Linked DNA regions of Homo sapiens: region 1 is linked to region 2. A link is a loop called in an ENCODE intact Hi-C map of the cell type or tissue named here. Cell type or tissue: mucosa of descending colon. All regions are shown on one strand. Each heading gives the region's core, and the rest is flanking DNA. Links, peaks and the distances in the headings are about the cores only. Region 1 holds the start of LOC124903138 (a long non-coding RNA gene). Region 2 overlaps LNX2 (ligand of numb-protein X 2).

The links. Hi-C counts contacts between places; a loop is a spot of excess contacts. Peaks named below come from ENCODE experiments on the same cell type or tissue, not always from the same donor. Only the 100,000 strongest peaks of a DNase experiment are listed, where the experiment ranks them.
Region 1: it touches region 2 in a loop (3-fold over the local background); 22 of 110 quality-filtered maps call a loop at or near these places.

Annotation. Positions count from the first base shown.
Region 1 is chr13:27,387,339-27,403,953 of GRCh38, forward strand. LOC124903138 (a long non-coding RNA gene) reads left to right here and starts at 15,876. Exons shown (of 2, transcript XR_007063733.1): 1 at 15,876-16,615. It also overlaps the pseudogene RNY1P1. RefSeq lists an enhancer at 16,514-16,615. In mucosa of descending colon, for the core only: no CTCF peak of the experiment used is centred there; no DNase peak of the experiment used is centred there.
Region 2 is chr13:27,541,182-27,557,796 of GRCh38, forward strand. LNX2 (ligand of numb-protein X 2) reads right to left here. Exons shown (of 10, transcript NM_153371.4): 7 at 15,055-15,232; 8 at 12,027-12,258; 9 at 9,152-9,310; 10 at 4,732-7,289. The coding sequence ends at 7,154. Among named protein-coding and RNA genes, the nearest start is that of LNX2, 71 kb to the right of the region's middle. In mucosa of descending colon, for the core only: no CTCF peak of the experiment used is centred there; a DNase peak (open chromatin) is centred at 8,510.

The sequences.
Region 1 (16,615 bases), core at 2,758-10,757, 150 kb before region 2:
TCTACTTGCTTCATTTTAGCCCCTAAGTCTTATGCGATTGGTAACTGGTTGCACCACCAGTGTGCAAAGGGCTGAGGCGCTGGGGAGGAGGCGAGGGTTGAGGACTGCGCCAGGTGCTAATGCCCATTTCCTGTCGCCTCTGGCTGGCAGCTCCCCTCTGGCCCAGCCGTGTGTGGCCATAGGAGGCTGCAGAGGGACGGGCAGGCTGGGGCGCCCAGAGCCCACAGTCTGGTGCTCAAGTCTTTGAGATGCTGCACAGCAACTTTTCTGAGTCTGATTTTCTGAAAACGTGTAATGTGCATGCTCCAGCTGCAGAAACATCAACAGTGACCCACCCCCCCCATCTCTCCCTCTTGTTTTTGAAAAGGGATAGAAAATAAAAGAAAAGGGGATGTTCGCTTTCTGCTGGGTGACTTGGAAATAGAGCTCAGAGCTATGGTCTCTTAAGATAGATTTACAAACAGATGCTGGCGCATCTGAGCAGAAGAGTTCTGATTTCACTTTGGCTTCTCAGTGACATGTTCTAAGGAGAAACAGAGATGCAGAGAGGAACAGGCAGAGGCACACAGCAGAGGCTACACAGGCCTCAGGTTTGTGGAAAAGACACTTGAACGCTGCTCTGTTGTGGGTATGTGCCCTGAGCCCTCCTCACACAGAACCACGTTGCAGGAGCCAGGAGTGAGAGGGACATGGAAGCAGGAGAGAGAGAGAGAGAGAGAGAGAGAGGAAGGGAGCATGGGAGAGGGAGAGGGAAGGTTTAGAGAGGGGGAGGGGAGAGTTGTAGACGGGAATGGATGGGATGCAGAGAGAGAAAGTGCAGATAAAAACAAAAATTGTCCTTTTGCATCTTTTTATTCTCCAGGCAAGTTTGACCTACTTTGCCTCCTCTGTCATCTGCTTTGGTATCTAAATAAGGCTTCCCAGCCACTGAGTTCAGATTACTATCCAGTTATTTGAAGATCTGTTATCTCCTGACGGGGAGATGCTAACTGTCTTCCCATTCTTCACACCCTGCCACACCTCACAGCCCTTGGCCCTCTCCTTTGCTTAACATACACTCATCTGTGTGAGGGCCAGGGACTTGCTGGGTGGCCAGGGAGTCTGCTGCCTCCAACCCATGGAAGTGTGCAGACCATCCTGTTATTCCTGTTCCTAATCTCCTAGGCCTCAGCAATTACTACTGCCTGCCTTGCTGGAGTTATCAAGAGGCTAGATAGTCTTCAACAGAGAGCATAGTATAATGACCCCCATGTACCCGTCCCCAACTCCAGTTGTCAGCTCATGGCCAAGTTTGTTTCCCCACTCCGATTATTTTGAAATACATTTTATTCAAAATATATTTTATTATTATTATGAATTATAACCCATATAGCTCATCATCGATAAATATTTCAATAAGTATTTCTAAATCCTAAAACTAAAAAATATAACCACAGTATTATCTCATCTAAAACATTAACCATAACCCCTCAATATCATTCAATTATCCAGTCAATGTTCACATTTCTTTAATTGCCTATTGCCATTAATTATTTTAAAGTTTACCTGTTTGAATTGAGATCCACAGAAGGTCTGTGCATTGGGATATGTCTCTTGAGTATCTTTTAATCTATGTAGATACCTGCCCCCCTCCCTCAGAAACTGAATTGTTTCTCCTGCAGCGCTGCCTATAGGCTAAGTTTTGCTGCTGAAATTCCTCTAGGGGCCTTTAACGTGTGCCCTGTCCCTTGTATTCCCAGAACTAGAGGCTTGGTCAGGTGTGTGTCTGCAAGATTGCTTCATGGGTGGTGTACATCCTTAATGGAAGTACACAATGACTACTTTTCTCCCCTTGTGTAATGTTACTAGCTATTGATGGGCACTGCCTAGGGCTATTCATTTATTTGGATTGCAAAACGATGATATTCTAATTCTTTCTTTTTTCTTTTTCTTTTTTTTTTTTTTTTTTTTTTTTTTGAGACAAAATCTCACTCTGTCGCCCAGGCTGGAGTGCAGTGGTGCCATCTCCACTCACTGTAACCTTCAAGCGATTCTTGGGCCTCAGCCTCCCAAGTAGCTGGGATTACGGGCGCCCACTACCACGCCCAGCTAATTTTTGTATTTTTAATAGAGACAGGGTTTCACTATGTTGGCCAGGCAGGTCTTGAACTCCTAACCTCAAGTGATCTGCCCACCTCAGCCTCCCAAAGTACTGGGATTACAGGCGTGAGGCACCGCACCCAGACTTCTAATTCTAGCAATCCTTCTGTATCTATGAGCAATACTGTATACTACAAAGCAAAGCTTCCCTCATCAACTCGTTGGTTACCCTGAGGTCCAGATCTTATAGAAAATAAAGAACAAATGCCTAATTTTTTCCCCTTGATTTACCAGTTCAAAAATAAAGATTCGGTTCCTTAAAATCCTCCAAAGTTATCAGATAAGCTGCTGTTATGTTGTGGTGGTGTTTGTATTACTGTGAACTTGGGGACTTAAACATCTTTGGCCTCTTCAAGCTTGGCTCCAAGTCTTTTTTTTTTTTTTTTTTTTTTTTTTTTGAGATGGAGTCTTGCTCTGTCACCAGGCTGGAGTGCAGTGGTGCAGTGGCGCAATCTTGACTAACTGCAACCTCTGCCTTCCGGGTTCAAGCAATTCTCCTGCCTCAGCCTCCCCAGTAGCTAATCTACTGCAGTGCTACCACGCCCCGCTAAGTTTTGTATTTTTTTAGTAGAGATGAGGTTCCACCATGTTGGTCAGGATGGCTTGGCTCCAAGTCTTTGGCGCCACCCGAGTAGCCTTGAGAGCTTGCTTGCTTTCTGGTATGAGAAAATATGGTACTTTTTCTGCCCCAGACATGCAGTGGGCTGTTTCTCCAGGGACTCCTTGTTGCTTTTCATGGGAAATGCTGTATAGAGATCATGATCTGGGTACCGGGAGTGTTAATGATCCCCAGGGGGATCATCTTTTCTAGGCCTTTTCTGTGAACAGATGTAGAAAATATGTATACTTTATTAAAGATAGAACTCGCCATAAAGTATTATTCTGATACTTCAATGCAAACCCAGTATTACAAGGACTGTACTTAACTTCATTAGCCTTACACCCTATCTCCTTTCAATCACAGAGAAAAGTTCTCAAAGACATGAGCACAATTACTCATTTGATTTGTCCCACAAATACACAGACAACAGTCTCAGAACAACAATATCTGTGTGCCCATCAACAACATGATTACTGAAAGCCATGGAAGGCTCTGGTTGCAGCTCTTTTTGTCCTCAGGGTATATCCCACTGAGCAGGGACAGTCAAGTGACAGTGCTTTCAAGTCAATTGCAATGATTCCTGCCTGGGTGGGGACACATTTGGGTCCATTTGTTTCCTTTTCCTTTTAATTTTTAGAAATTGCTTCTTGATTTAATTTTGTTTTGTAATTATGTAGAATACTTACTGGCTCCAAAATAAACTCTATAAAATTTGGTATAGGAAAAAAGTTCATCCCATGGATTGTACAGAGTATGAAAGGAAAAAAACAAAAAAGAAAAAGGTCCACCTTTTTTCCTGGCATCTTTGATCTTATTCTTTTCTTCTATTAGCAAGAGTTAAAAAAAATTATGGCTTATTCTTCCATTTCTAAATATTTGTATATACTTTTATGAGGGCTTTATTGAGATATAATTTACATACCATAAAATTCATCCTGGTCAGGTGCAGTGGCTCATGCCTGTAATACCAGCACTTTGGGAGGCCGAGGCGGGTGGATCACGAGGTCAGGAGTTCGAGACCAGCTTGGCCAACATAGTGACACCCTGTCTCTACTAAAAATACAAAAATTAGCTGGGTGTGGTGGCATGCGCCTGTAGTCCCAGCTACTCAGGAGGCTGAGGCAGGAGAATCACTTGAACCCGGGAGGTGGAGGTTGCAGTGAGCCAAGACCACGTGATTGCACTCTAGCCTGGGTGACAGAGTGAGACTCTGTCTCAAAAAAAAAAAAAAATTCATCCTTTTTAAATGTGTGTTTGTCTTTTCTAAGATAACAGTGGCATCTACTAAACACATTACGTTACTTTTTGCACTAACAATAAATCCTAGATATTCCTCCCTATCAGTAGAGCTCTCCTTCATTCATTTGCACAGCTGCATTGCATAAAAGTACCATAAGAAGTATCACAATTTATTCAACCAGTCCCCTACTGATGGACATTTGGATCATTTTCACATTTTTGCCATTACAAATAATGCTGATGTATTTTCATGTTTTGGCCAATGTACCTTTGGGATAGATTTGTACAAGAGGAATTGCTGAGTCAAACGGTGTCTGCGCAGGGCAAGGAAGAAAGGACTCTTGAGTAATGAGGGGAAATGACATTACTTTTATTGCAAGTGCAGCCTCTAGAGGCCTCTATGGATTTGCCCTGTTCTAGGCAGCAGGGGAGGCCTTTTCAAGAATCAGATTATCCCAGCTATCAGCCAGTGAATGGTTCATTTAAGATGCATTCATAGATTTTACATTCATTAATATAATACATAGCCTTTGCATGATACATCTTTACAAAAGAGTTGTGTATCAGGCATGTGGTGCTGCGTTTAGAAATGAGAATAAGTTACAGAAATGCAAGTAACAACTCCACATATTCTCAACATCAGCAATGGAATAACTCTGAGGCAGGAGACACGGGGACTGGAAGTACTTAAACGTCACTGCATACCTGCTACCGTGCTGGTGGCTTTGACATGTACTCTCGTATACTCCTACTGCCAATACCTCCTAGAAAGCATGCACAAACACCAAGCGATGGACCACTCTCTCCTCATTTTACAGATGAGGAAACTGGGACTCAGAGGGGTGAAGTAACCTGAGCAAAGTGAGTGGCAGAACCAGGGGAAAGGTAAAAATTATAATAAAAATGCAAATTGTGATAATAGACATGATGTTATGGCTGGCGCAGTGGCCCACGCCTGTAATCCCAGGACTTTGGGAGGCTGAGGTGGGCAGATCATGAGGTCAAGAGATCGAGACCATCCTGGCCAACATGGTGAAACCTCTTCTCTGCTAAAAATACACAAATTAGCCAGGTGTCGTGGTGTGTGCCTGTAATCCTGGCTACTCGGGAGGCTGAGGAAGGAGAATCGCTTGAACCTGGGAGGCGGAGGTTGCAGTGAGCCAAGATGGTGCCACTGCACTCCAGCCTGGCAACAGAGTGAGACTCCACCTCAAAAAAGATGTTAAGAAAATGTAGATGCTTTAACTAATATATTTGTTATAAATCAAGACTAAGCACTTAGCCTAAGTAAAACAAATATTCAACAGGTAATCCGTTGCAGTCTACCTGATTTCAGAACTTATTATGTAGTTACAATTATTAAGAGTAGGTGGTATTGGTGGAGGGATAGACATCCAGATCAATGAAACAAAATAGAGAACCCAAAGATAGACTCATATGAAATGCAAAACTAATTTTTGAAAAAGATGCTATGGAGGAAGGAAGCATCCCCTTTTCAAAAAGAACCTAACCTGATTCTCACACCTTAATACAAAAATTAACTTTAAATGGGTCACATACTGAAATGTAAAATGTAGAACCATGAAATTTTTAGAATGGCTAAAATTAAAAACAGTGACAAAGTCAGACATGGTAGCTCATACCTGTAAAACCAGAACTGTGGGAGGCTGAGACAGGAGGATAGCTTTAGTCTAGGAGTTTGAGACCAGCCTGGGCAACACAGTGAGACCCCATCTCTAAAAAAAAAAAAGTACAAAAATTAGCTGGACATAGTGGCACGTGCCTATAGTCCCAGCTACTCAGGAGGCTGAGGTTGGAGAATTGCTTGAGCCCAGGAGTTCGAGGCTGCAGTAAGCTGTGATTTCACCACTGCACTCCAGCCTGGGCAACAAGTGAGACTCTGTCTCAAAAAATTAACTGACTAACTAAATGAATGAATAAACGTGACAGCACCAAATGCTGGCAAACATGCAGAGGAGCTGGATCACTTACACACTGCTGAGGGCATGGAAAATGACGCCACTAATGTAGAAAACATTTTGGCAGTTTCTTTAAAAACTAAACATGCAATTACTACATGATCCAGCAATTGCACTCCTGGACATTTATCCCGGAACAATGAAGATTTATGTCCACAGAAAAACTGATACACAAATGTTTATAGCAGCTTTATTCATAATAACAAAAATTTGCAACCAACATCGATGCCCTTCAGTGGGTGAATGTGTGAAGTTGTGGAACATCTAGACCATGGAATAATACTCAACAATAAGAAGGAATAGACAGTGAACACACACAACAATGTGCACGAGTTTCCTGGGAATTGTGCTGAGTGAAAGAAGCCAATCTCAGAAGGTTACATACTGTACTATTCCACTCACATTACGTTCTTGAAATGGCCGAATTATAGAAATGGAGAACAGATAGATTAGTGGTTGCCAGAACTTAAGGAGTGGCGGGGACTGGTGGGAAGTGGTATTAATAAAAAGGGCCGTTTTTGGTAAACGACTTAGCTTGCCTATTTGTCATTTTCCTGACTTCACCAGATTTCTACAGTTTATTCTTTGAACATCGTGTGTCTTTGATCAAAGGTTAATTTAAGGCTTTGGTCTTAGAAGGCCTGATGAGCAGATTGAGGAAAACCCCTATCGTCGTCCAAAGGTTCAGGTCAGCCACAGTCTTCACAGTTAAGGTCTAGAGCAATGAGCAATATCTACATGTGAACATTTTCATGTGTTTCTTTGTCTTTCATTAATTAATTAATTTTTTTTTTTTAGAAATGAGGTCTTGGTATGTTTCTCAGGCTGATGTCTTTCTAATGCAGGAGTTCTGATTTTTTTGGTCTTTGGGCCTCTTTACACGGCCAAAGAGCTTTTATTTGCATGGGTTATACATCTACCCCTATTTACCATGAACAGAGAAATGTAAAAATACTGATTTGAGGCTGGCATGGTGGCTCACACCTGTAATCCCAGCACTTTTGGAGGCCGAGGTGGGTGGATCACTTGAGGTCAGGAGTTCGAGACCAGCCTGGGCAACATGGCGAAACCTCATCTCTATTAAAAATACAAAAATTAGCTGGGCGTGGTGGCGCACGTCTGTAATCCCAGCTACTCGGGAGGCTAAGGCACAAGAATTGCTTGAACCCTGGAGGCGGAGGTTGCAGTGAGCCAAGATTGTGCCACTCCACTCCAGCCTGGATGACAGTGAGAAAAAGAAATACTGATTTGTTAATTCACTTAAAATAACAGTAGTAAATCCTTTACTTGTCAACGTACATATTCTTATAAAAAATAATTATAGTTTTCAAAACAAAACATTAAGTGGAAAGAGTAGCATTGCTTTTCATTTTTGCAAATCTCTTTAATGTCTTGCTTTGTAGTTTGCAAATCCCTTTAACAGCTGGTTCTCACGTCTGTTTCCATCTCTTGTAATAGGCTGTTGAGTTGCAGGATATTAAGAACACCCAGCATCACTAGATATGCTGTTGGGAAAGGGAGAAGCCTGGGGACCTCTGAAAGTGTCTTGGGTCCCCCCAGGGATCCTTGGACCACACTTTGAGAATGGCTGATCTAGGGGATTTCCTCAGGTTTGGTTTGATCTTTCCTCTAGGTTGCAGTAGATATGCAAAGCTGGACTTTTTTATTGGAGTCTTTGGGCAACGTGGTCTTTTTAGAAAATTTGGGGAATAGTCAACTGAAAATAGGATAATGAGGGAAGACAGCGTCTCCAGAAGGCTTTTTTTGGGATGAGGCGGTGAAGTCTGTTTTTTTCTTATAAACAAGACTCTGAAGACAAGGTCTGCATGTACTCAGGAGGCTCCAGCATTTGGCGGGACCGAACAATGCTTCGAAACTAGCCCGGCCGCAGAGGACGCCCAGGTGATCCAGTCCTGGGAAAACGGGGCGTTTTAAGCAGCTGTGTAAAAGTAGCGTCTACCATGGCTTTCCTTTTAACGAGATTAGTCTTGCTTTTCCCCTCCTCTTTATTTCACTGTCTGGGGGCCACCTCTTGGCTCTCATGGTAATGTGATTAGCTGGCCTGTGGCCCACACCGAGACCACTGTCACAAAGATCTCTGCTTACTTGAGTGCACCTCTCTCCTGAATGCAACATCTTGTGTTTATAGTCACAGGGGGTATTGTTAACTCTGGGATTCAAATAGAATGGGATATTTACGACAGCCTCCTACCTCCCCCACCACCATAAAAGTTGATTCAGGGAGACATTTAGGGAAGAAATAGACAGAAGACAGATGTGTTGCCTTCCCCAGATGCTGAGGAGCCTCAATTGTTCTGCTTATGTAATGACTTTTTATGGCTGCTTGCAAATGCCTCTTTTGACTTTTAAAAAGGTGCCAAAGTCAAATATAGGTAGTTACTGAGAACGTTTTAGTAATCTCACCGGACACTCCAGCTGGCTCAAAACTCTTCATCAGAGGATATATAATAAGCATACATCCCTTTCCCACTTCATGGATATAACTGTGGTTTCCTCTTGTTTGTATTTAAGACTGCATGTGTAGCTACAAAAAAGCAATAGTGTCTTGGACAATGAACATTTTCCCATAAATCCTTAATGGTTCAATAATTGTTTTAAAGGCAATTTATATAATTACAGCAAGAAGAAAATGAAGTTAATGGAGATTGCGGACCTCCACTTCTTTTCTTTTAATGCAAATCAATACATCCAGTTATCTCTGAAGGACAAATTTGATTTCAGTGATTTTGATAATTTAGGTTAAATTGAATAGGAAAATGTCCAGGACAGTGAGAGTTTTCCTGTCCACAATGCTGTATTTTCATCAGCTTTTGGCCTCTCACTTTAGAGACGTTCTGCTTAAACACTCTCACGCTAGATGTGATCCCAGCACACGGGTCAGCATTGTGCACCTCAGCCTTGACTTGGGAGGGATGTGTAGGAGGGTACTGGGTGCTCCACAGACCTGCGTCCACTGTTACTTCTCTCCTTCAGAGCCTGCAGCTGAGAAGCAAATCCGCAACTGATAGACAAATGGCAAGACAGGGCAGAGTGCTGGAGTACATGCTTCCCAAGAACAGAACTCACTCTTCGCCTATGAGCCTAGTGCAAATGTCTTCTCACCTTTGAACAGTAATGGTAAATGTTTAACAACTAGCTCTTTGGGGAGAAAAAGAATAAGGCCTGCTTTGTTGTGTTTGCCATTCCTGTGGTGTAAACACTCTCCTGTGGCTGATTCCAAGCCACCACGGTGACGTTGCTGAACCTGGGGTTGGGAAGAGAGGTGGGCACTGGCTTCAGCATGCCTCTGCATGCACTTCCGCTTTTTTCTGCTTAAATTATTGGTTAGATGCCCATACGCTCATCCTTTCAGGGAGACTGTAAGCATGGTGAAGGCAAAGGGAGTGTGCTATAGTCCCTGCATCATTCACAGTGCCAGGCACAGTGCCCCACAATACAAAGTCCTCCATAAATTGTCACTCAATTGCATCACTACACTACTTGTATTGTTGCAATTGTTGGTATTGTTAGTTAATACTTATTGACTAAAATTTATTCTTGTTTTTTCTTTTTTTTGAGACAGAGCTTCGCTCTTTCACCCAGGCTGGAGTGCAGTGGTGCCATCTTGGCTCACTGCAAGCCCTGCCTCCTGGGTTCACACCATTCTCCTGCCTCAGCCTCCCAAGTAGCTGGGACTACAGGCGCCCGCCACCACGCCTGGCTAATTTTTTGTATTTTTGATAGAGATGGGGTTTCATCGTGTTAGCCAGGATGGTCTCAATCTTCCAACCTCATGATCCGCCCGCCTCGGCCTCCCAAAGTGCTGGGATTACAGGCATGAGCCACCGTGCCCGGCCTTTTTTTTTTTTTTTTTTTTTTGAGGCAAGAATCTTACTCTATTGCCCAGACTGGAGTGCAGAGTGCAATCTCTGCTCACTGCAACCTCTGCCGCCTGGGTTCAAGCAATTCTCATGCCTCAGCCACCTGAGTAGCTGGGATTATACGTACACGCCATCATGACAGGCTCATTTTTTGTATTTTTAATAGAGACGGAGTTTCGCCATGTTGGCCAGGCTGTTGTTGAATTCCTGACCTCAAGTGATCTGCCAGCCTTGACCTACCAAAGTTTTGGGATTACAGGCTTGAGCCACTGCACCCGGGCTAACATTTATTCTTATAAGAGCTTCACTTGCATTATTTCATTTGGTGATGACAAACATAAGCATGTATTAGAGAGAATATGTTGGTTGAAAGAACTGAAGAGTTGCTATCAGAGTTGTCCTCATTCGATGTCTGGAAACCAGGAAAGAATGTTTATTTATATTCTCACCTCGTCTCCTCTTGCTCTTCCCTGCTTCCCAGAGCACTTTCTTCCTCCCTGTTCTCTTTTCTCTTCCCACCCATTGCTTGTCTTCTCTCTTTTTAATTTTTGTGTATATATAAATATTTGCAAATAATTCTCAATCATTAGAGTGAAAACATTTTTCTTTATTCCACTTACAATGATCAACGTCATCCTCTTGCAAAAACAAATCTTTTGTGTGTTTCCCTTATCAAGTAGTTAGGGGAATCCAAATATCTTCTCAAATCAAATCTTATAACCCTCCTGGCCTTGAAGCCCCAGAACGCCAGACAAAGGATGAGCCAGAAAGGGCGATGACAGGACCACGTTTCTTTCAGGCCTTTGCCAACCTGCGAAGGTTCTCTGGACAGTGCTCTGAAGGGGATTCGAAGGTTCAGTGACCCAGGAGCCCAGAGACTTGAGGTATCATTTCAGCTGAACTACGGAATTACTTAACTTTGGGGAAATCATTTCCCCCATATTCATTCAACATTGGAAAAACTTCCATGTTCTAATTTATGTATCAATCACTTGGGAATAACAACACGTTTTCTTATAGGTCTTTTTTCTTTTGTCAGTTTCAAATATATGAGTTTGTGCTTTAAAAGCATGAGGTACGGCATATGCCCATGTACACAGAATGTGAGAGCCTCGGATATTGTACACACATTGAAATGAAGTATTATTCTTTGCACTTTAGACAAGAAAGTCTAAAGTATATGGCTGATACAGACATATAGGTATTTTACCATACTGATCCAAACTTGTAAAATACTTCTCATTAGCATCGAGAGTATTTATTGAATATCCAGTTTTCATTTTTGTTGTGTGCTGGGCCCAGCAGTAAAGGCGACGTTTTGTCTTTGAGTATAGTGGGGAGCCATGTGACCAAAAAGTGGAAACACGTTTGGCTGAACCCATGACTCATGTCCTAGGAGATGCTGTCAATGCCAGCTCCTGTAGGTGACATCTCAGCTACATTGCCCCACATTTCTGGATTGGGCAAATGTGACAGAAATGTCCAGTTTCTGTTAAAGTTTTTTCCTGTGTTTTTATTAATTTAGGCTGGTGTTGCTATAACATATAACTTTATCCTCAGATATTGAAATTTGGCCAAAATATAGATGGGACTATTTAAACAAGATTTTTATTTCAACTATTTTAGTCACTTGCCCATATGTATTTTTGGCATACATTCAGAGAATCATTTTCCACTTTAGGTTAAGCACTATTTAGTCAGTAACTTGTTGAATGAATGATATTCTAGATTCACAGGTAGTCTCCTCAAAATGCTGCTACGAGAGCTGTCATTTTATTCAGGAAGGGGGTCCAGGAAGGGGTCACGTCTCATCCTCCTCATCCACTAGTCTCAGGACTTCCAGTTTTTAAGACAAATGTACTCATTGTGGCCCAACAGGAGACACCTGCCTAAGCTTGTAAAAGAGTCTTGTTCAAATAACCAGTTTTATATTCTTGGCCCATTGGAGAACTCTGCCGCCACCTGGGCTGGTGCAGGGATGAAGGACTGAAGCATATTCCCGATAAAGTATGCTCACCTGTCTTGTCTTACTGGGCTCACAGCCTCCCCAGAAACAGGGGAGAAGTGACTGTTCTGTTAGGATACCCATAAAACACACATGGGTAGGGAGGTGCCGAGGAAGCAGACCCCAGAAAGCAGGATTCAGTGAGCCACTGGGAGGTGTAGGCAAATCTCAAAATCCATCAGTCCATTGCTCCCTGCACCCTGGTCACTACCAAAATGGGTCAAGTTGAGAGCTAGGTTTACTAGAAACAAAGGAACATTTAAAACTCATCAATGAAGCCCAGCCGGCAAGAAATGCAGAAGCATTTCAAAAACCAAAATGCATTTCCTGTTAAAAGACCTTTTCCTTAAAGCAGTTGTGTCAAGGCACCATCTGGGCACAAAGACACGAGTCTATTTGGAAGTACACAAAGGCTATCAGTGTCGATGTTATTCAGACTGTGAGTAACAGTTCCATTCCTGCCAATGCTGTCTTCATTCTTCCTTCTCCAGGTAGGTCCCTCTTGGAAACCAAACTGGTGGATCTCAAAAGGTTGCCGTTTCCCCTGACTTAAAGAAAGGAAGTTAGGCCTCTGCCCACTTTGTTCGGGCTTCTTAAGTCAAGAATTGTTTGTTGGTTTGTTGTTGTTCAACTTATTATTAAATATTATTGAATAGATGGTGCTTATTTAAATATATTTTTTCTGTAGCATTTTCCAAAGGGCAGATTTTTAGCACTCAAAACTTCAAGATGGCTTCCAAATTTATATAGGCATTTTTATCTCAAGGAGATCCCAGATGAGAGCTCCTCTGAGAAAAGAATATTTTCAAAGTCTTTATTTCCTTACTGAAATAACCTGGGGTAGGAATTGGAACCTGGAACAGGTCAGAAACAGCCCTTAATGGAAGCAGGGCAAGGAAACAGGGCCCGTCCACCTCCAGCACCCTCACTCATTCCAACAAAAAAGTGGAAGCAAAAGATGGAAGGAATGTTTTTGTCTTATTTCTAAATGAATGGATCCTTTTTGAAAGAAATTCAGATCCGCTGTCATTAAAAATCAGATAACATGGGCCAGGCACAGTGGCTCATGCCTGTAATCCCAGCATTTTGGGAGGCTGAGGCGGGTGGATCACCTGAGGTCAGGAGTTCAGGACCAGCCTGGCCAATATGGTGAAACCCCGACTCTACTAAAAATACAAAACTTACCCAGGTGTTGAGAGGTGAAGATAGCTGGACTTCCTGGGTTGAGTGGGGACTTGGAGAACTTTTCCGTCTTACAAGAGGATTGTAAAATGCACCAATCAGCATAGGCAGGATTGTAAAACACACTAATCACTGCTCTGTAGCTACCTAGAGGTTTGTAAAATGCACCAATCAGTGCTCTGTAAAAACGCACCAATCAGTGCTCTTTGGCTAGCTAGAGGTTTGTAAAATAAACCAATCAACACTCTGTAAAATGGACCAATCAGCAGGATGTGGGCAGGGACAAATAAGAGCATAAAAGCTGGCCACTCCCCTCCCCGCCAGCCGCGGCAACCTGCTCCGGTCCCTTTTGATGCTTTGGAAGCTTTGTTTTTTGGCTTTTCACAATAAATCTTGCTGCTGCTCACTCTTTGGGTCCCTGCCACCTTTAAGATCTGTAACACTCGCTGCGTCTGCAGCTTCATTCTTGAAGTCAGCAATACCAGGAGCCCACCAGAAGGAAGAAACTCCAACTCTGGACACAGTGTGGTGGTGGATACCTGTAATTCCAGCCACCGGGGAGGCAGGAGAATTGCTTGAACCCAGGAGGCGGAGGTTGCAGTGAGCCAAGATCAAGCCACTGCACTCCAGCCTGGACGACAGAGCGAGACCCTGTCTCAAAAAAAAAAAAGCATGAAAAAAAAAAAACTTTAAAAATCCACATTTGGCCAATAAAAGGACTCATACAGTTACTAGCATGGAGGAAAAAAGCATTTTTAGTCATTGGATCGGTATCATAAAATGTATAAATCATGTATACATGTCCTTGGAAATGTCCTTTGGTATTGGAATTTGAGTTTTATGATCTGCTTATAACTAAAGTTTCTGGTTAAGTTTTTAAGGGAGAGAAAATGAAAAGCTTTCAAAGCCAACACCTTGTTTCTCAGGACATACCCCAGGGCAGAGTTTTATGACTGCACTAGGCTTTTAGTCACTGGCTGGCACTTTCCTCCTAATTCTCAAAATGCTTCCAGCACTTCCTCTTTATGGTGGGGCTGGGCTTCCGGCACCTCCAGAAGTGCAGACTTGCCCAGCCCATCTTGGCTGTAGACAGACTGCTTAGCCACAGCTCGGCCCAGAGTGGGACACCCTCAGTGACTGTGCCAAGGGGAGTAGGAATGGGAAACAAGGAAAAACCAGGCTTTCCTAAACCACTGCTGCACTCAATGGTGTGCCGAGGCTGGCTGGCATAGGCTGGCAAGCATCTTCACGAATCTAAATATTATATTTAGTAAGTTCCCAGTTATTAAACATAGCCACTGTTGATAATTAAGTTTTATAAAGGTACGCTGAAATAAGGTATATAAAAAACAAAGGTAAAATGCTCAAAGCTCATTACTTCCTAATTTGTTTTTTGCTGCATTGTATTACAATTTACGTTCTTGAGGTTACTTAGGCTACTGAAGGTGTATGGTAGGAATACTATAGAAAGGTGTATTACTGTGAATCTTTCCCCAACTCTGAGGTCAGTGATGCCTGTCAGTAGACTGAAATCAGCCATGGTGGGAATGTTTACCAGAACAAGGGCAAACACTGCAAGCCAGGGCTTGATGGTTTAGTTGATTGCCTGGACTTAAGAAAGTGATGGAGAAAATGTTAATGATGCAAATTAAACTTAAAACTGTAATGTTCATAGCCATTACATTGCAGATTGCTTAAACATTGAAAATACTTTCTTCTAGCTTTTGAAAATACTATCTGATTTGGCAAAACAGTCACATCATTGATAAAGGACTGAAATTTTGACATAGTCTTTGTTATTTCACACTTTTTTTTTTTGAGACGGAGTTTTGCTCTTGTTGGCCAGACTGTAGTGCAATGGCGTGATGTCGGCTCACTGCAACCTCAGCCTCCCAGGTTCAAATAATTCTCCTGCCTTAGCCTCCCAAGTAGCTGGGATTACAGTTGCCCGCCACCACACCTGGCTAATTTTTGTATTTTTAGTAGAGTCGGGGTTTCACCGTGTTGGCCAGGCTGGTCTCAAACTCCTGACTTCAAGTTATCCACCCTCTTCGGCCTCCCAAAGTGCTGAGATTACAGGCGCGAGCCACCACGCCTGGCATTTTTTTTTTTTTAGACTAGTCAAGTGCAGGAGTGAGAAGGAGGAAAGTGTAGAATAAAGAGTTGGATCTGTAACTAACTATGAACTATCGGTTGAGATAACTCACTACCTTTCGATCACCCACTTTTGTCTTACTCTTAAACAAAATGACAACTAACATTTATGTTGGAACCGCACTTGTTCATCAATTGCAACTACAGTTTGGCTATGGATACAAGATTCAACAAAAATCAACTGAAAGCATTTAGTGAGAGTCGGTTATATGGGATTTGTGATTAAGAGTATTGTATATTTAATTGTATGTTTATTTGTAAGTTGCACATCACACATCTGTATCAACATTTATAATAAACATATTAAACACGCACACACACAGACACACTTTTTACCCCTGAAAGCTGGCTGCAAACATCTCTACTAGCACACCACTGCATACACTGGTGTAATGTAATTCCAGACTTCTAGGACTGGAGCCTGCAAAACTTTTTTGACAGCACCCTACTTTGACAAGCCAGAAACTTCATGGCCTACCTCCCTCATTCACTTTCCATATGGCGTAGGAAAAGGGATGCCCACATACATCTGGCAGAATCACATACATTTTTCATTTAGCAATAGCGGCATGCGTGGTTCATATTTGAACCTAGTGTGTTTATGTGTTCAAGTGTAGTTACCAGAACAGCATAGGCAGATGCTAGAATATACCATCACACACTAACCAGACAACACACAGTGAACTAAGTTGGCAATAAAGACACAAAACCAACTGTAAGTTATAATTCAAAAGCAAGAAAAGCAGCACTTATAAAGCATGACAACCTCAAGACAGCACTAATAGCAAATTGTTCCTCTTCCAAACTGCAGGAATTCCAACTATGCTGCATATGTGGGCCACAGAGCTAAGCCGTGCACAGCAGCCAGATCTCTGGGAAGGAACTGAAGTTAAACCCTTGGTAAATGCTAGTTCTGTGCTAGTTTTAGTGTGTGAATAATAAGCTGTACCGACTCCTAATGACTCACTTCTTAGGTCACAAATACTTAGGCTTATATAAAAATGAAAGTGTCTGGAACTGCCTGTCATTGACACAATAGGCATGCAAAAAGAACCTGAGTGATCTGCTTAGCAGGAGGCAGGCTGGGCATTGGGTTAGCAGTACTGGCTCTAGAGAATTCTACCGCATAACTGATATCTTACACAGAACAGCTCTCTTCCTGGCTTGGGCTTCACTAAGGCCATTTCTAATCACCACCAAGTTTGATTTCAACTTTGGAGTCAATGCAATCCTTGTGCTAAATGAGATCCTTCCTGGTAGTTACTGGCACTGTCTGGCATATTTGTGGAAGCATTAACTCCTTGAGGTAGTCAATTAGTTGCTGCTGGAGCTAAGTCCACGACAGAATTTCTGCAGTCAGCTCTAGGCAGGCCCACCTCCTGCCACACTGCTCTCCAGGCACATGGAAGGGTTTCCCTCACCACCAGTTTACTCC
Region 2 (16,615 bases), core at 3,632-11,631:
GAGGATTCAGCTGTTTGAGAACTGGTCACTGTGCACAGTATCTTGAGAAAACGAAACCCTCTAAATCTGCCTTCCAAAATTTCCTATGAAAACATGTCTCTGGATTTACAATGCAAGTTGCATTTGCTCTAGAAAAGTTGGTGATAGTGACCTTTGCTGAACTGCCCTTCCCCCAACCCCTCCCATAAAAAGGCAAATTGCTTCAGTGATTTCCAGACTGCTTGGAAACGGGTAATATAATGGTGAAAATGTTGTTGCGTCCCAAGCTTTTATAAAGTCTTTCCTTATATCTGGATTGCAACTTCAACTTTCAGATAGTATGGGTCAGTGTGCTGCCATTAATCCCACTCTGGCCTTCTGTTGCCCACATGTCCTTTGTGGGATGTTACTGGAATGTTAGGAACTATCATAAACTGTGCTTGCATCAGCCTTTCAGTATTTTACATAGCTCAGAAATGAAATCTAACCAAACCCCAACAGTATATAACAATTACAATAACACTAACTGGACAGGAGAATGAGGAGGAGCCACAACACTTGCCACTAAGTCAGACCTCAGGGTGGTTGGAGTCACGTGGTCTCAGGTCCTTGTATTGTGCAGAGGGGACAGAGCTATTGTTCACGTTGAAACTTTATGTTAAATATGCACGAAGAAAAATTCAAGGGTAACTGCAAAGTGAACAGAAACAGAGCTACAATTCGGTAGAAGAAAACATGAAGCACAGAGAGGCAGAGGAAATTAATATAGGGTGGAAAGAAAACATATAATAATCATCACAACATACATGGACAACCCTTGGCAAAATAACAAATTCCAAAAGTAACAGAAAAGAATCTGCTTATATGCTATTCATACACTTGTTCACATTATAATGATGAACTTTGGTTTATCACATCATTACAGCTGAAATGAGGTCACAAATTGGGAGAAGATATTTATACCTCACATCATCCACGAAGTATTAACATCCAGAATAAAGAATGTCTACACATGAAAAAGAGAAACACAAATAGCCCTTTAGAAAATTGTCCAACAGGTTAGTCACCAAAGAAGGGACCTGAAAGACAAGTAAATATGTGAGAAGTTCCTCGACTTCACCAGTAAATGGGGAGATGGGAATTGAAGTCACAGTGGGATGCCCTTTTCACCCTCTTCGGTTTGAGAACACCAAATGTTGGCAAGAATGTGGATCAACAAAACTTACCCAATTACTAGTGGAAATGTAACATTAGTGCAACCTCTTGGGAAATTAATTACCTCGTAAAGATGCACCTACTCTAAATGCAGGAATGCAACTCCTAGAGCAGTGGTTTTCAACTATGGCTGCATGTAACCCCCCTGAGGAACACACAAAACCAAACAAAATTGATGTCCAAGCCCTAGCCCAGACCAACTAAAACAGCAAAGCTCCCCAAAAGATTCTTGTGTGCAGCCAGGATTAAATGAGAATCACTGCCCTGCAGAAACTCTCCACATGCACATGAATACTTGTTTATGGGTGCTCCCACCAGCACTGTTAATGATGAGAAGAAAAAAATAACCTAAATGTCAAGTAACTAAAATATGGATAGAAAATTGTCATAATCATTGACTAGCAAGAAAAATTTGAGCTACATAAACATGCATGAATCTTGCAGCAAAAGTAGTTGCAGAACACCACATATGCACATCATTTACAGATTTAAAACCATACACACAATATTATATTTGAATGATGTATAAATACGTAGTATAACTATGAAGAAACAATGGGAAGGCCAGAGGGTAGACACAAATGGGGAAGGAAGTCAAATGGCAGCGGCCCTGCTTATATTTAAGCTGGGTGGTGGGTACACAAGTGTTCACTGTATTATTTCTGACTTTTGTGTCAGAAAAATTATTATGAATTAAAAATAGCTAAAGAATGCAAAATGGAGACAACTCTTTTGGGAAACTTTACTATGAATAGCAGAGTCAAGAGAGGGTTATTTAGAGACAAGGTCTTGCTCTGTTGTCCAGGCTGGAGTGCAGTGGCGCAATTGCGGCTCACTACAGCCTTGACTTCCCAGGTTCAAGCGAGCCTCTCACCTTAGCCTCCCAAAGTGCTGGGATTACAGGCATGAGTCACTCTGCCTGGCTGAGTTTGTTTAAAATATGAAATATGCCCCTGATATTTTTTCTTTTTTTGAGATGGAGTTTTCACCCTGTCACCCAGGATGGAGTGCAGTAGTGCAATCTCGGTTCACCGCAACTTCCACCTCTCAGGTTCATGCAAGTCTCGTGCCTCAGCCTCCTGAGTAGCTGGGCTTACAGGCACCCGCCAGCACACTCAGTTAATCTTTGTATTTTTAGTAGAGACGAGGTTTCACCATGTTGGACGGGCTGGTCTCAAATTCCTGACCTCAAGTCATCCGCCTGCCTCGGCCTCCCAAAGTGGCTGGGATTATAGGCATGAACCACCGCACCTGGACTACTGCCCCTGATACTCTTAACCAAGGATTTCTACCTGCCTTCTACCCACAAGGTGCTCCCTAAGCAGCACTAGAGGCCTCAATTTTCCTGACCAGCTCAAAGATAAACGGACAGAATAACTCCCACTGCTCAAGCATGGGCTGCACACACTATTGTAGAGAAACCGGATAAGTAGTTGAGGCCAACTTCAGCAGCCATAAAGCACACAGACAGCAGGTATCCTTGATATGAGGACAACAACATTTTACCTTGGGGATATCGCTCCAAAAACCCATTTGCCAGTCATAATAAGAAAAAACAGCAAATTCCAATAGAAAGCAACTTGCAATATACCTGACCAGCATCAGCATTCTCAGCACCCTCAAGAGCAAGGAGTCTGAGAAAATGGCACAGCCAAGAGGAGAATAAGAAAACATGACGACTAAACGTACTGTAGACTCCCTGAACAGAAAAAGAAATTAAGCCTCGATTCTATCTTGGCAATATCTTGAGCTCTTCAGAAGTGACAGAATCTCTGATATTTATTGTCTAGTTTTAAAACACTGCCACAGATGGGGTAATCAAGCATCTACCTGGCAAAGTTTTCTTCTTCCTAGCATATAGCTATGACCATAAATGTGTAACTTACTGAAATCTTTAAAAGGAGCCAGAAAAAGCTTGCCCAGAGAGATTGGTAAAGATTTCCTAAAAGAGTGGTGTCACTTGAGCTAAGTCAGCCCCTGCAGACGCAGAGAGCAGGGGATGTATGCGGGCTGGGGTGGTTTATATAGGAAGCAAGAAAGGATGGGAAATAAGGCCACAGGGGCAGGTTGGGGGCCAGACCACAAAAAGCCTTTTGTGCTATACCAAGGCTTTTGATTTATCCTGCAGACAACATGGAACAAATGGTTTTTTTTGTTTTTTGTTCGTTTTTTTTTTTGAGACGGAGTCTTGCTCTGTCACCCAGGCTGGAGTGCAGTGGTGCTATCTCAGCTCACTGCAAGCTCCACCTCCCGGATTCACAACATTCTCCTGCCTCAGCCTCCCGAGTTAGCTGGGACTACAGGCGCCCGCCACCACACCCGGCTAATTTTTTTGTATTTTTAGTAGTGTGTTAGCCAGGATGGTCTTGATCTCCTGACCTCGTGATCTGCCTGCCTCGGCCTCCCAAAGTGCTGGGATTACAGGCGTTAGCCACTGCGCCCAGCCAAATGAAGATTTTTAAACAGGGCAAGGATATGATTAGAGTTGGGGTTCAGAAGTTACTCTCAAGGCTTAAGAGTTTGGATTGAAAGATGAAGAGATAGGAAGTAGGCAAATGCTTGGGAAAGCACAGATTTCAGTTTTGGAGGTGCTGAGATCTGGGTGTCTGTCTCAGGCTGTGGACTGTGGGAGCTGTAGACTTAGGTGTCAGTGGTGCTCAAAGTTGCAAGGTTAAAGATGGTACTTAAAACTCTAACTAGGTAGCAAGAGATCGAGGCCAGAAGAAATGCATACACAAAGGCCTACGGAGATTCACCATTAGGAAGGAAAGTGGGGAGTGGAGTTGAGAGTGAGACACATGGAGCGTCACTTAAGCCCTCACTCCAGATATGGGAACAACGTGAACCAGCAGAGAAGAAAAAGCTTTACAGTTGGAGGAAATACTGTAAGTGTGTGCTCTGAGGAGGCTGCTGGAGCAAGGGAGGGTAAATGGCACCATGGAGCCATCTGGACAATCCAATTAGGAGTCTGACCACAGAGGCCTTGGTTTGAACTTAACTTACCAGAAAACTAGGAGACAACTTTCTTTCTTTCAGTTACAAATTTTTTTTTTCCTAGTAACCATATTAGAAAAGAAAAAGAGGCCAGGCCTGGTAGCTCACCTCTGTAATCCCAGTGCCTTGGGAGGCTGAGGCAGGTGGATCACCTGAGGCCAGCAGTTCGAGACCAGCCTGGCCCACATGGCAAAACTGTCTCTACTGAAAATATAAAAATTAGCCAGGCCTGGTGGTGGGCACCTGTAGTTCCAGCTACTCAGAAGGCTGAGGTAGGAGAATTTCTCAAACCACGGAGGCAGAGGTTGCAGTGAGCCAAGATCGTGCCACTGCACTCCAGCCTGGGTGACAGACCGAGACTCCATCTCAAAAAAAAAAAGGAAAAAGAAAAAGAAACTGTGGGGTGAGAATAAGGTGGGTTTGTGATCCTGAGGTTTCATGCTCGGTGCTCGGTATATTATAAGGACAGTGGAGCCAGCAACAAAAATACAGATCACAGACTAAGTCAACAGCTGCTGTTCAAGAAAAGAGACAACGTCACTATTACAGAAAGGATGACTTTTATTTCCATCCTGAATGATTCACACCATTATTTAAACATCTGAAAAATCCTGAAATAATTTAAACTGAAGGCACAGAACAAACCAAAATATTTAACTATCAGAACTAAAAATGAGAAAATCCAAATAGTTCTATAGTAACAATAAATTATGAACAAGTTTCCGTCACCAAATATCACTCTGACCAAAAATGACTGTCTTTTGTCATAAAAGCTACAGCTTAAGCTGATTCCAAGATTTCTATAAAAATGAGAGTGAAGAAATTTCTTCTTTCAAAATACTCATTATGCCACCAGGTTCAATGTAAGTATTTTGTATATAACAAAGTAGCAGTCAGGATATTTGTTGATGGATGGCTACTCCCCAAGAAATGACACATTCTTACAAACTTTAAAAAAATAGCAAAGTTGGTTACAAAATTCTATTTGGGGAGCAGGGAAAAAACTTGTTCCATGTCAATTAGAATATCAAAGCATTTCAAAATCAAACTGCTTCCAAAGCCAATCATCACACAACAGTAATATACTGTATGGGCCATTCCACTGTATCTTGTTATATGTTGATCATACAGTGTAACTAAGGGGTTGAACAAGTCAGTAGCAATGATTGTTGCTGTATCTTATTCCAAATAGATATGTTTTTTAAAAATCATTATAAAACTAACTGAAATAATCAGTGACATGCTACAGATACAATAAACCCCAGCAATACAATTGCTAAGTTTCAAAATAAAGTGGTCATGCTTCATAATATATTGTACTGTAGTATTCTGAAATACATTCTCTGATTATCAATACCATTTATTACAGAGGTCACTTGTAAATTTGCTCAGATTCTGAACTAGGTTTCTAAATGAAATTTTTTTCAAGTATGTATAATATTAATAAGGTAAAGATATTTTTATCTTATTCACTTATTTATGTGTTCAGAGGATAAGTATGTTGAATAAAGGACAAAAAATGGGCTAGTCATAATTTTCAAAAACATTTCAAAAAATATGAAATAGTCTAGTGACTGAGAGCTGACTGAAAGATACATCTAAAACCTACATTTCCAACAAAACAGAACTTTTCTGTCTCCTACTTGAAACAACTAATCTCATAAGAAATAATGGGAAAAATAATTGTTTCTAAAATACACAAGAAATACTCCTACCTGAACAAAATAAAAAGGTCTCCCTTTCTCCTACTTAGCTGTGATATATAGGTATTTAATAATATGGTTTTATCTTTATCATTTCGTTTAATCGCATAAATCACAAAAACATTTCTAGCCAAGATTACTGCTAAGAATAACACAACTCTAGAAATAATTTTTTAGCAAAAACTACTTCAAAATTTCCCTACATAGCAAAACATTCCTCTGGAAATAGATTTTTAATGCTTTTGGGCTGTTCAAGTAAGTGCAGCTTTACCATCTCTAACATTAAGTTATAATTATCATCCAAATTCCTTTGTAACTGGATAACATTATCTTTTATCCTCTACTATTCTAATAATAGTATATTAAGAAATTTCTTTAGTGTTGTCAGACTTATTTCTTCATCTTCTATGAATATTGAGAGATTACAGTAGAAATAAACCAGAAAATCAGTTTATAAACAGTATGAAGTTTTGAAATGTTGGCACCAATAAAAAATGGGAACGGCCGGGTGCGGCAGCTCACACCTGTAATCCCAGCACTTTGGGAGGCTGAGGCGGGCAGATCACAAGGTCAGGAGATCGAGACCATCCTGGCTAACACGGTGAAACCCCGTCTCTACTAAAAGTACAAAAAATTAGCTGGGCATGGTGGCACACGCCTGTAGTCCCAGCTACTCGGGAGGCTGAGGTGGGAGAATGGCGTGAACCCAGGAGGCGGAGCTTGCAGTGAGCTGAGATTGTGCCACTGCACTCCAGCCTGGGTGAGAGTGAGACTGTGGTTCAAAAAAAAATGGGGAACAGTTATCACCAAAATTTAAAGTATATTCATTCATGGTATTGGTTATGACAGTGGCAGTACACGCTGTTGTTACTGGCTTTGCTGACATCAGGCCTGAGGGATACAGAACTCGTTCTATGATTCAGTTACTGAAAACAAAGACCCACCAGAAGGTCTTTACTCCATCTGGGGCACAGTTTGGGTGAGCTTTGCTCATTACCATAGGTAACATTTTAACAACTAAGTCTGAATTCTGAAAATATAAACTCACAAAGGTTAGTGGAAGACTGTTTCCAAGCTAAAAGAAATGTAACTAACTTAGGAAACCATTTAAATAAACATAAACGGACAATCTTAGTGGGTTTTGGCCCTGTGTATACCAGCAGTGTCAGCAGCTCCTAAACCACAAACACAATGAAACCAAAGGGTTTTCTTTCAAAAATCTAAAAAAGGAAGATGCAAGATTTGAAACCAATTTCCAAAATCTATACAAGGCTGCCAGGCCAACAAATAACGGTCAGAGTGACTTTGTTCCTCTGCTCCTTCAACATGGGAACTAGTGCAGAGTGGCTCATGCCCACGGTTGACAGCCCATTTACGGCCACAATCATGTCACCACACCTGGACAAAGAGAGACAGATACAGAATGTTACTATTTTCATGGTATTAAAAATATCCCAATTGAGATTTATGTAGCATGAAAAATGCGGTTTCACTTACCACTGAACTGTCAATGGTTAGGGTGTATAATCTACTTTGTCTGGGACAGCCCTTAAGCCTATGCTGGCTTTCCCTTGCCAATCAAGGAAACCCCTGTGCCGATGACTCCATAACCAGTAGGTGAATGTCAAGGACAAGCAGAGTAATTTTCACACTAATTTAAGCAAAATATAGAGTAAATATGCTCTCTCTTTAAAAAAATACCAAGTCATGCATTTGAAGGGGGTTATTATTTTGACTGCTATTTTTCTATTCATTCTTAGAGCTCATACATCTGAGGGCTGAATTAAATTGGAAATAAGACCCATACTTCCTCTTCTTTCAGCTGTTGACGCTCACTGTACTCTAAGCAGAATTATTATGGATGGATGATGAATTGGAGGACCTTTCCAGCCTTATAATTACCATAATTATCCTTATGGTTTTTGGTCTTCTATTTATACCATAAATATACTATTTTATTGTTAACTACCTCAATTTCTTTTTGGAAGTAGGAGGAATACAAATTATAATTAACAGAGGCCCAGACTGGTTAAGTAACTTAGCTAAGAGAGTGATTAATTCATTTTTCCCTACTCTGTCCTCCTAAAATGATTTTTTTTCATCTTTATCAATATAGGCTGACCTGGAGCATACCACTCCCAATCACCTTTCCATACATTATTTAGATGTCACTTACTCCTTGCAAACAGTGTACATTCTCCATCTGCATAGCATTCTATATAGAATGTCAACATTTACTTTTTAAGAACTGGTTCTTCCTTCGTAAACCAGGTATTAAGAATTTACAATCAACCACCTCCTCTCTGCTGGTGATGATGTCTTGCCATGACACCTTCTCTTTTCTTCTCCCAGTGCCCGGGCTTTGATAAGACGCTGTACACTGAGCGAGGACTTTTGCTCAGTGGTAGAGGCTGGCAGAGGGGTTAAAGTCCAGGGATCTAGAGCCAGATAGTCCTGGGTTTGAATGCCAGCCAACCACTTTCAGCTATTTCATTGTGGGCAAGTTTCTTAACCTTTCCAAGCCTCAGTTATCTTGTTTGTTTTAAAACAGGGATAATAAAGAAACTTACCTCATAGGATTGTTAAAAAGATTACATAATGCATGCACAGCACTTAGCACCGCGCCAGGCATCCTGTAAGCTATTGTACATTCATTCATCAAATATTTATGGAGATCTTACTTTATGCAAGGTATTGTTATGACTGCTAGGGATATAACAATAAATGCAACAAGATCCCTCCCTTATGGAGCTTGCATAAATACGATCTCAGGTAGAGATGAGTGCTATGGAGAAAAATGAAGCAGAGTCATCTAATGACAGGACTGGACCTGAGTAGGCTGTGTGGGAAACTTACTCAGCGCTCAATGTCACATCACAACGTGATGAATGAAATATGTCCAATGAAATAACTCAGGTTCAGTTTCTGTCATCAGATTAATGAAACATAGCTATAAGTGACAAGACAGTAAAGGTAACATTTCAGTCTAGATCGGGATTGGCAAATTTTTTCCGTAAGGGGTCAGATGGTAAATATTTTAGGCTTCAAGACCCATACAGTCTCTGTCATGATGACATCAACTCCGCTGGTGTAGTGTGGGAGCCAGAGAGTACATAAACCAGTAAGTGTAGCTGCACTGCAATGAAACTTTATTTTCAAAAAGATAATGGGCTGGATTTAGTGCTGACCCCTGACCCCTGGTCTAGATCATGTCCAATGTCATCAACATGAATCACATCATTAATTAGAACAAGACTCACTTTAATCTTCCATCATAATAAGCAGGAGTTCCCAAGACAATAGTTTTAATGAAAAAAGGCTGATTGGTGTGGTTCTCTTCATATCCACCAACGATACTAAAGCCCCAACTTCCCAAGTAACTTCTTCGTAAAACTATATCGTGGCAGCTATGAAGTGTGCTATAAACAAACAGAAAAATAAAGAAAAAATTAACATGGAGGCTTTTATAGCCGCTTATTTTTGTTATAACCCCATACCATGTTATATTTACCACTCTTGGAAAAAAGAAAAAGGGCTATTAATAAATAGATTATTTTGACAATCCATCTTCTAGCAGAGACACAGTCCTAGGTAGACTCAAATTTCTCCAACTTTTTTCAGTCTTCCCAAGTGAAGACACACACACACACATACACACACACACACAAGTAGAGAACCTGGTTACAAATTACACCTCAGTAACCTGTACAAAAAGGTCATGTACCTATATCAGCTCACTGCATTGTCAACAAAGTCCTCAATTCTACTAATCACTTTTATCTACAAGAGGAATTACAATGTGGGATGAAAGAGGTCTAGTACTGCCAAGCCCAGCATGCAAATGAAAGAAGAAAAAGATTAGGAACGCAGCTTCCGAAAAGAAGGCAGATAATTATCTCTCTTTTCTAAAGGTCCTATAGGCTTTTAGTCTACATGAGGAGTTATTTGTTATTTTCTCCTTTACTTAGGATGTTTTCATTTTAAGGGAGACTCTAATTGCCAAAATAGAGAAATCAATCTGAAAAACACTAACAAAAAATCTTTTTCTTTTTTTTTCTATCATAGACAAGCTGGGTACAGCGTCATGTGTCTGTAGTCCCAGTTACTGGGAGGCTGAGACAGGAGGATGGCTTGTGCCCAGGAGCTTGAGGCTGCAGTGAGCTATGATCATGCCAACTTGGGTGACAGAGCAAGACCCCATCTTTAAAAAAAAAGAAAATATATACACATCTATACACACACATGCATATATAAATGTATCATAGACACTGAGAAACTACAGTTAGAATGCTACTGCCAGATTGCAGGATGTGTCCAGAGAGGGAGAAAAAAAAAATGTACTTATGTTTCCATAGCTCTATGGATTTGGGAACAAGCAGTGAGTAAAATCTTAAAAACAAAACAAACAAAAAAAGCACACCTAAATGATAAGGAAAAAAAAACTCTTCATAATAAATAAATATCTTTCATCTTTAGGTGAAACTGGATCTAAATGCACGGAAGGCAAGGTTTCCTGTTTTAAATCCATAATAAAATAATAAATATACATAATATAAATAATTAATTTTAAAAATCCTGTTTTATTATTTCTTAATAAAGCCAATTCTATAAAGCAATGTTTACCATGCCAGAACTTCTCATCTTATCTAGTTTCCTAGCTCACTGATAAGAAAGGCTTCTGGGATGGAACAAGGTCCCATGCACTGGCCTGGATTTAAAGGGACAGTGTTGGTTATTTTCCTAATGCTGCATCTTCTGAAACAAACAGCTTTCTTGTATACCCCAGCAAATCGCAGTGGAAGAATCTCCCTTTTCACGAAAAGCAGAGCAGAGCTGCTACACTATGCCGTGTGAAACCTGCATATAGGGGCCACCTGCACCCACTGAGGAGGACACATGGCTGTTGAATATAGCTTTGCATTCAACAGAGACCTCCATACACACATTGAATAGTAGCCTTTTATCGACAGGTATTCTTTCAACACAGGTGGGCTCAAAAACAGATTTTACTATACTGTGTATTTCTCATCTAAAATCTTTGCTATTATGCCTGGCACACCAGAAAATGCTCTGAAAAAAAGAGGTCAATGTGCCAACCTCCAAACTAGACTGGTATATCAGATAAGGAAAATTAAAGGAAGCACTAGGGACCAAGTTTCTCCAGGACGCTGCTGCTCTCTGCCTGCCCCATCATTAGAGGTGCAGACAAGCTCTGAGGTCTGCAACGTGCTGCCCAGCCACTGCACGAGTAGACCACTTCTCACCCACTATGCGCAAAGCGCCTTGAAGCACTATATAAATGCTAGTTGTTGTTATAAATGTATCCCACGAGTCAGGTGGCTCAGAAAATAGCAAATTCTTATTGTTTTATTTTAAAGAATCAATAATTTTCATACTTGGTCAAAAGTCAAAATGCTTCATAGCTTAGTTTTAGGATTCTTAGGTACGGTAAGAATCTAAACGGATTAGACAACAAATGATGATAGGAACACATTCTTCCTATCTCAAATGTCAAACAACAACCGCGGAAAGGAATGTACCCTGGGATGCCACTGGAGGTTCCATGTGCTTCTGTGACCCCGACACTGACCAACCACAGCATATCTTGGCTGGTCACATTTATAAAAAATAAAAGTGAAGCAGCCATTCTTGAACACTAATGGTTTGGCTTAATAGACTCTTGTATCCAATAAAAATTGAGTTTTAAATGCCACCCTTTTTAGCGAGAGTTAAAATAAATTTAAAAAGGTGTTAAGAAAGGCTTCTGGGATGGGGGGAAGCCCCAAGATTGGCCTGGGTTTTCTGATGAAAAATGCATGAAGTCTCAGCACATAGCGGAATGAGTGCTGGTAAACGACAACTTTTCTAAGCAAGAGGCTGGGTTATCCAATCTCATGGCTAGCCCACTGAGGAGCCTTGACAGGAATGGACACAACTGCTTTCTTTGTGTACCTTTTAAAGTGTAATATCCTAAGAAAAATTATCCTTTTCTTTTGTAATTTGATTTGATGTTGCTATTTTACTGAATTAAAGCTTTTTTTTTTATCCCAACGAGTAAATTTATCATGCTACACACTGATAAGGGCTGCAAGCATGATTATGATTTCCATAAAGCAACAAGAAAGCGCTCAGTACCTGGGAAGCCCAAGCCACATGACCCATGATGGGGACCAACTGGCATCATACTCATTTTCGCTGAAAGTACTCGGCTGCTCCTCCGCGTTCTGAGTCGCCTCCTCAACAATCTGGACCTCAAGTGCTTTAAGGGCAACAGCAGGGGACGCGGCACTGGCTTTCAGCATTGCAACTGCCTCACTGTGACTTAAATTGGTCAAATCAATGCCGTTGATATTTAGCAACACATCACCTGTTCAGATGAAGAAACAAGAAAAATGAGCTGAGCCACTGAGTTTTCACCTGCAAATCTTGTTGTTTATAAACTAAGCAACAAAAGTTAGTTCCCCCAACTCTGATGAGATAAGGTATAATAATAAATGGCATTTATTATTTCTTTGTAATTTTTATAATATTGAGAAGAAACCCAATACACAGAAAACATTCCATAATTTTAAAATAATGTCATAATACATAGAAAAAAGTGTGGCCTGAGGCACCTTGACATGATTGGAAGTTCGAATCATCAGTCTGAGTTTAGCTGTGTACAGGCCCTGGGCAGGTTCATTTCTCTTCTTAAGAGTTTCAGAGATTTCTACAATTCTGTCCAATCAAAAATCACTTGATCCTTTGCCCTTAGAAATAAATCTTTAATGTATTCTGCTTTATATTTACACAGTTCTATACATAAGGACAGCCCTGTATAGTTTATTCAGGGCAAACATCAGAATATGTACAAAGAAGCTATCCCTGGGCCCACATGAAGAAATGAAACTTGCGGTTTGAATGTCTTCCCTGTTTCAGGAAGAAAAGAACTGTTGCTCTGCTAAGTAATATAATAAAAAATGGCAATGAGGATTATATCAAAGGTTAGGAAAGGATTAGTTTTGTAGGAAGCAGACATTTGTGCTACAAAGTCTACAGAAATTTATCTCTCCCAATTTATCATCAGTTTTTCAGATTATTAAAGCAAATCATTCTCATTGTAGAAAATTTAGAAAACACAATAAAAGAACAAAAAGGAAATAAAATTACCCCAATACTACAACTGGACAAATAACCTTTACTTAATAGCAGCTTGAGAAATAATTCACATACTATTCAATTCACCCATTTAAAGAACATAATTTTATGGTTTTAATATATTCACAGTTGTGCAATCATCACTACAGTAATTTTGAGAACATTTTAATCACTCCCTCTATACCCATCATTTCCCTTCCCCAACCCTAAGCAACTACTAATCTACTTTCTGTCTCTACAGATTTGCCTCTTCTGAACATTTCATGTAAATGGAATCATACATGGTCTTTTATATCTAGCTTCTTTTACTTGCATAATATTTTCAGGGTTCATCCTTGTAATTTGTGCCAGTACTTCAGTCCTTTTCATGGCCAAATCATATTTTGCTGTATGGGTAGACCACATTCCATTGATCCATTCCTCAGCTGATGGACATTTGAGTGGTTTCCACTTTCTGGCTATTGTGAATAATGCTGCTATGAACACTGGTATACAAGTTTTCGTATGAACAGCTGTTTTCATTTCTCTAGAAGTGGAATTGCTGGTCATATGGAAACTATATGAGGAATCAGTTTAACTCTTTGAGGAACTACCAAACCGTTTTCCAAAAACAGTTGTACCACTTTATATTCCCACCAGCAATTAATGAGGGTTTCCACTGCTCCACATCCTTGCCAGTGTTTGTTATTGGCTGTCTTTTTCATTATTGTCATCCTACTGGTTGTGAAGTAGTATCTTACTGTGGTTTTGATTTGTGTTTGAGACAGGATCTCACTCTGATGCTAGGCTGGAGTACAGTGGCATGATCTCAGCTCACTGTAGCCTTGACCTCTGGAGCTCAGGTGATCCTCCCACCTCAGCTCCTAACTGGGATTACTACAGATTCACACCACCACAGCTAGCTAATTTTTGTATTTTTTGTAGAGACAAGGTTGTGCCATATTGCCCAGACTGTTCTCAAACTCCTGGGCTCAAGCGATCCACCTGCCTTGGCCTCCCAAAGTGGTGAGATTACAGGCGTGAGCCACCACACCCAGCCTGAGCATCTTTTCATGGGAAAACTGGCCATTTATTTATCTTCTTTAGAGAAATGTCTATTCAGATTCTTTCCTCATCTTTATGTTGTGTTTTCTGTCTTTTTAATTAGAGTTGTAAGAATATATATTCTAGACACAAGTCATTTGTCATATATATAATTTGCAAATGTTTTTCCCATTCTGTGGGTTATTTTTTCATTTGCTTGGTTGTATTCTTTGTAGCACAAAAGTTTGCAGTTTTAAAGTCCAGTCTGTCTATATTTTCTTCTGTTGCTTTTGCTTTTAGTGTCATATCTAAGAAACTACTGCCTAATCCAAGGTCATGAGGATTTACATTTGTGTTTTCTTCTAAGAATTTCAGCTCTTATATTTAGATCTTGCATCCATTATGATTTAATTTGTGTTTATGGTGTGAGGTAGGGGTTCAACTTCATTCCTGGAAAAATAGGTTTTCAGAGTCACTTTTCTTACCTTATATACAAACTAAGTCAATGGAGACTGCTATTTTTACCATGGCAATAGTGGCTAGCTGCAACCCCCATCTATGCAAATTATATAGCATTGATAGGGAATATGAAATGGCAAATGCATTTATCCCTAAAATTAATTTTGTCTTCTGCTCCACCTCCTCTCTGAGTCCCCTTCTACACAGACACTTTATTAAAAGAAACATTTTTCAGTGAGATGGCCCTTTGGAGTATCTAAGTCTGTTGTAATGCTAGAGGATCTTTTCCCAAGATAAAATAATCTAAGAGTCTGAGTAACTGTTAGCAAATTCTGGAACTGTCATCAAGGTTCAGCAACTTTCCTTTATATAAGGCATTTTTCTAACCTCATAGAATGACTTTATGCTTCCATATGCAAGGGACAGTTTAAAGAACTTAAAAAAGTCATGTTTAATAGATACTTTGTAGATATTCTTTATTTTTTTAAATGTGCATTTAATTCAGAAATAAGATGTGGTAAAATTTTTCAAGATCCCATCTTACCTCTCTTTATTCTGCCATCTCGTGCAAGGCAGCCATGGGGTGGCACACTGGTCACAAAGATGGGCAGCTCACCACTCTTACTTCCCCTGCCCCCAGCAACGGTCATGCCAAGGGATTCATGTGGTTCCTTCTTTACAGTAATGTGTTTTTCTTGGCATGTAACACACTGAGTAAGATCCTAAAACATACAAGAAAAAAATCATTGGATAATGAATAAAATATAGTTGAAGTAAAGTTATTACTTCAAACTAAGGTAATAACTTACATGGCATTTATAAAGTAATTATTTTTTATTCCTTAATTGCAAATGAAAGTAATACACAGTTCTTAATAAGTCTGCTGTGGATCAATGTCAAATTTTGGACTATGTTATTTTCATGACTGTTTATGTAGCTGAAAAAACTCAGGACTGCTGAAATACAGCAGTCAAAGTAAAATAAGCACATCATTTGTATAATTTGTTTGAGCTTCATGTTTGATCAACTTCACAAAAGTAAATGATGCTTTTGAGTTTTAAGATTCTGAAGACAAATCAATTAATTTTACTTCCATCTTTCCCCCATTTCTTTGACAGAAAAGTTGACAGAGTAGTACAAAAGTGTAGATTTTGGCAACTGCCAGAAAAAGGTCATCGACCTATCTCCTGATTCTCACTGACTACTACTATGAGTGCTCAATCATGAAGAAGATGCAAATCTACCTTCAAAATCTTCATGAAAAGCTAAAAGGATATAAAATGACTGAATTTTTGAAAAAGTTAATGACAGGGAAATAAATTCCCAACAAATTAATATCTCCTATTTTTACTGACATTTGTTACTACTACTTATTATTGAGATGTTCCTGGAAGAAAAAGAATTTAAAACATCACTTTTCTTTTGAATTAGAATTCAGTAAAAAATAAGATGTACATATGCAATATTAATATTAAAATAATAATTAACATTTGGGCTTAGCCTGTGAAAAGCTAATGCCTTTACATGCATTATTTCATTTAACCTTCACAAAAGTCCTGAAATTATATATTATTATTGACCCCATTTTACAGATGATGAAACAAACTTAGGGAGGTCATGTAACTTGTCCTGAATCATGTTAATATAGGCAACTGTCCTGGGATTCAAAATTTACGTATGTTAAAAGAATGTACTATATATTAATACAAATAGTATTTTGTATATGTTTATATAGTGTGATAGACTACATGTACATATTGTATATATGCACCTACACAAGAACTATCCCATTAAGTGTACAGTGTAAGATAATGTCTCAGAAGGTTTTAACACTTATTAACTGTTAAGAGAATGTTGTAGATAATTAAAATTGTTAATAATATAAAAAATACAAATTACATTCACAGAATTATAACATTTCCTTAAATCACATTAGAGAATTGACATGTATTTAACTGTTAATAATGGCATTTATCAAATCTCTAAATCAGGGCCTGGAATTCTAGGCCTATCTACCCTTCTCCAGATGTGAAATCTATACTCTTGAAATTTTACCAAAGGAGCTATGTGTAATAGCAGCATAGTATTCCCAGAAAATGTTATGA